Regions from separate parts of the Homo sapiens genome. Here region 1 is linked to region 2. A link is a loop called in an ENCODE intact Hi-C map of the cell type or tissue named here. Cell type or tissue: adrenal gland. All regions are shown on one strand. Region 1 overlaps RNF150 (ring finger protein 150). Region 2 overlaps RNF150 (ring finger protein 150).

Region 1 (2,500 bases), 110 kb after region 2:
TGGTCCAGAGTCCAGTCCTGTCTGCCTCCTACCTGATTTTCACCTTTGAGAAATCTGTTGTTTTCAATGGTGAGAGCAGGAAACACAACGTTAAGGGCTGAGTAAACAGCAGGTATTGTCAGGGACGGACGCAGTAAAAAGAAATGGACTAAAGGGATAAGAAGGTCATTAGAAGGTGGTTTTACAATGGGGAGAGATTGAAAACAGAAGAAACCAGTGGAGAGGTCACATAACAACATTGGAAGCAAGGAGAGTGGAATTTAGAATTCAGGACGTGGAGAGTGTTATCAGCAATATGGCAGAATAGGAGTTCCTTGGTTTCACACACCCCACCCCCCAAAATGTAACTAGCAATGATCCGCAGGCAAAAAATACTATCCTGAATATCCCAGAACTCTGGAGTGAGGCTGAGATACTTCCTTGGACTGCACAATAACCAAGAAAAACCACAATCGAACAGTAAGAGAAACAGTTCTTTGACCATGTCATCCTTCTAATATGCTAGCCAGAGCAATTAGGTAAGAGAAAAAAGTAAAATGCATCCTAATAGGAAAAGAAGAAGGAAAATTGTCTCTATTTGCTGATGACATGATCTTATATATAGAAAACCCTAAAGACTCCATGAAAAATTGTTAGGACTGATAAATGAATTCAGTAAAATTACAGGACACAAAATCAGCACCCAAAAATCAGCATCATTTCTATAGACTAACAGCAAACTATCTGAAAAAGAAATTAAGAAAATAATCCCATTTACAATAGCAAAAAAATTAAATACATAAGTATAAATTTAACCAAGAAGATAAAATACTTGTTTTCTGAAAGCTATAAAACACTGATGAAATAAATTGAAGAAAACACAAATAAATGGAAAGATATCCCGTGTTTATAGATTGGAAGAATAAATGTTGAACAGGTGTTCATACTACCCAAAGCAATCTACAGCTTAAATTCATATGGAATCATAAAAGATACCAAATAGCCAAAACAGTCTTGAGCAAAATGAAAAAGTCTGGAAGCATCATGCCCCCTGATTTAAAAACATTATGAAGCAATTATAATCAAACTGCACGATACTAGCATAAAAGCAGACACATCAATCAATAGGAGAGGATAGAAAACGAAGAAATAAACCCACACCTTTATAGTCACCTTATTTATGACAAAGGTGAGGAACACAAAATAGGGAAAGGACAATCTCTTCAATAAATGGTGTTGAGAATACCAGATATCCACACGCAGAAGAATGAAAATTGACGCTTATCTTATGCCATGTCAAAAAAATCAGCTAAAAACAGATTAAGAACTTAAATATAAAACCTGAAACTGTAAAATACTAGAAAAAAAAACATAGGGGAAAAGCCCATGACATTGGTCTAGGCAATGATTTTTGGATATGATCCTGAAAGCACAGGCAACAAAGGCAAAATTAGACCAGTGGGATGGCATCAAACTGGAAAGCTTCTGGACAGGAAACAACAAAGTAAAGGAACAACCTACAGAAAATATTTACAAACTGTACATCTGATAAGGGGCTAATATCCAGAAGATATAAGGAATTCAAACAACTCAATAGCAAGAAAACAACCTGATTTTAAAGTGGGCAAAGGACCTGAATGGACATTTCTCAAAAGAAGAGTTGCAAATGTGGCCAATTGGTACCTGAAAAATGCTCAGTTTCACTGATCATTAGGAAAATGCAAATTAAAACTGCAATGAGGTATTACCTCACACCTGTTAAAATTGCTTTTATCAAAAAGGTGAAAGATAACGTGTTGGAGAGAATCTGGAGAAAAAGAACTTTTATACATTATTGGTGGGAATGTAAATTATTATAGCCATTATGGAAAGCGGTGTGGAGGTTCCTCAAAAAACTAAAACTATAACCACTATGTGACTCGGTAACCCCACTTACAGGAATATATCCAGAGGAACGGAAATAAGTATGTGGAAGGAATATCTGCACTCCTATGTTCATCGCAGCCTTATTCACAAATAGTCAAGATATGAAAACAATCTAAGTGTCCACCAGCTGTTGAATGGATAAAGAAAATATTGCATATATGTACATAATGGCATACTTTTCAGCATTAAAGGGGGAGTGGGAATCCTGTTACTTGCAACAATGTAGATTAATCCAGAGAACGTGATGCTAAGTGAAATAAGCCAGGCACGGAAAGACAGATACCATATGATCTTACTTATATGTGGAATCTAATAAAGTTGAACTCATAGGAAGAGAGAATAAAACAATGGTTACCAGTGGCTGGGCTGGGGGCTCAGGGGAGGGAGGGAATGGGGAGTTGTTGATCAAAGGGTACAAAGGTTTAGTTAGACATAAGGAATGGGTTTTGAGATGTATTGCACAGCACAGTGACTATAGTCATTAATAATGTCTTATATATTTTAAAATAACAGTAAGTTTCAGATGTTTCACCACAAAAAAAGATAAGTAAGCAAGTTAATGGATATGTTCAATAGCTTGATTTAATCATGCCAC
Region 2 (2,500 bases):
CATTCTTGGCAGTGTAGCTTAAGATGACCCGGGCAAGAAACTGTATGACTTGTTTATACATTTTAGGTCATAGAAGTACATATCTAGAGGATTGGGAAGGAAACTTACCTTCTGTCTTCTAATCTTTAATAAGAATTCAATCATCATCTCTCCTAGTGGCTGTGTCTTAAAAATCTCCTGGCTTCTCAAAAAGGAAGTAATTTTATAACCATGAAATCTGGAAAGGTCCAGAAAGAACCTGGAGCTTCTTATTTATAGCTCATTCTTCCAGTTTTCAGAAAACAGTGATTGTGCCTCTGATATGAAGTTAATTTGTTTAGAAAACCAGTCTCAACTTTTGAAAAGTTAACCGTTATTGTTGCTTAACCATTATTGTTGCATTTCTGGACATTAAGCATAGCATATAAAGAATTTAATATTTTGATAGCCCTGAAAGTCTTCAGTTTATCCCTAGAAGAAATATTTCATCTTTTATATACTGTAAGGAGCATTTTACTTGTTGCTGAGAGATTGAAGTGATGTTAGTGTTGTGTATTTGATAATGTAATTTGTCAGATGCTAAATTTAAATTGAAATTCAAATCCTATGCAGATTATCTTAGTTCTTGAGGGTTTTGGTGGTAATATAAAACCCAGAGAAACAAGGCAGCGTTGTGCTGTGTAATTCTTCTACTAAGTTGCAATTTACAATCGTTCTATTAAATAGAAACCTTGTCTACAGGTATAATATGACCTTTACTCTTGTTTTAAACTTTGAGGTATTCATTGCTAGGCTGTTTAATGTATGGTAGGATAAATGTGCTTTGTATATTGAAGCCAAAATATTAATGACCATGGTTAGATCTAGGTCTCAGTTTTCTATAATAAAAGAGGAAAATTAAATTTATTTTACCATTTCACATTTGTGGTTATAAATTGCTTTCTATAAGTAGTCTTCACTTTTTTACTTCGCCCATTCCATAATATATAGTGGTATTTAGAAAAAGATTTTCACTAAAAGTAAGTGTCGTTTGTCAGAGAATTTAAGCTTATGCATTGGCATGTTAGGCATTTTCATATTCAATTTGTGAACATATATTTCATAATAGAGATTTTAAAAATATTTTAGAAATAATTCTGTATTAAATGTTTGGTTTGTTCATGTGTTTTCTAGGCAGACAGATATGAGTACATATATTAGGTAAGAAGGATTATCAGGAAATGTTTTGTTTCTTAACCATTTCTGTCTGGAATCTCTGTTATAAATGGCTTTTTATGGGCAGATTCCACTTACACACTATTGAAAATGCAAAGATTGGAGGTTTTTTGGAGGGATTGTCAGGAGGCATACAAATGCTTGTTTCCCCCTTTTTCTCTTTTCTGTTCCCCACTATCTACAGCAAATATTCATCTGGACCATTCTGTAGCCATGCACTGATGAAACCCACATCAGAAATGTAACTCCAAATGACCCAAAGAATAGTGGATGAGGAAAGATGTTTTCCGCTTCATTTATCAGGAAGATGCATGGAATGTTCTTCCTCCCAGAAATCCACAGAGCTGGCTGCCTCTTCAGTTCTCTTTACTAATGTGATCTTATCAGGAAGGCACTCCCAAGCTACTCTTCCCTGAACTAGTGGCAGCCTCCTCCTGCTGGTCCCCAGCACACCCCTGCTGCATGTTACCCACCATTAACATGTTTATTGTCTTCTCCCACCACAATGTAAGGGCCAGGTGAGGTGTCAGAGCCCTGGCATCAGAAAGTAGTAGACTTGTGGGGAGTAAGAATAATTTACTGACAACAGTATAGGTTTGAAAGAAAAGTTTTATTAGATAGAAAGTACTCTGCATAAGCAGCAGAAGAGTGCAGTGGGGCGCCTCAGCAAGAGAGGGCTGAGCACACCACAGTGGATTTTTCCTTCGGGGTATTCATGGACCTTAAAGCAGGAGCTGAAGGGTAATTTGGTCCATATTAGCCATGTAGGTCCTGACAAATATTGCAGCACTATTCACAATAGCAAAGACTTGGAACCAACCCAAATATCCATCAATGATAGACTGGATTAAGAAAATGTGGCACATACACACCATGGAATACTATGCAGCCATAAAAAAGGATGAGTTCTTGTCCTTTGTAGGGACATGGATGAAGCTGGAAACCATCATTCTGAGAAAACTATCTCAAGGACAGAAAACCAAACACCACATGTTCTCACTCATAGGTGGGAATTGAACAATGAGAACACTTGGACATAGGGTGGGGAACACCACACACCAGGGCCTGTTGTGGGGTTGGGCGGTGGGGGAGGGATAGCATTAGGAGATATACCTAATGTAAATGATGAGTTAATGGGTGCAACACACCAACATGGCACATGTATACATATGTAACAAACCTGTACGTTGTGCACATGTACCCTAGAACTTAAAGTATAATAAAAAAAATAAAATGATTACATTTGTAGACATTTGGTGCCTTGATGTCAGCAAGGGTTGCACAATGAGGTTCTATATGCATGCAT

The links. Peaks named below come from ENCODE experiments on the same cell type or tissue, not always from the same donor. Only the 100,000 strongest peaks of a DNase experiment are listed, where the experiment ranks them.
Region 1: it touches region 2 in a loop (2.6-fold over the local background); 9 of 110 quality-filtered maps call a loop at or near these places.

What each region holds. Positions count from the first base shown.
Region 1 is chr4:141,013,773-141,016,272 of GRCh38, reverse strand. The region is part of intron 1 of RNF150 (ring finger protein 150); the gene reads left to right. Among named protein-coding and RNA genes, the nearest start is that of RNF150, 120 kb to the left of the region's middle. In adrenal gland, no CTCF peak of the experiment used is centred here; no DNase peak of the experiment used is centred here.
Region 2 is chr4:141,123,480-141,125,979 of GRCh38, reverse strand. All of the region lies in intron 1 of RNF150 (ring finger protein 150), which reads left to right. Among named protein-coding and RNA genes, the nearest start is that of RNF150, 8.7 kb to the left of the region's middle. In adrenal gland, no CTCF peak of the experiment used is centred here; no DNase peak of the experiment used is centred here.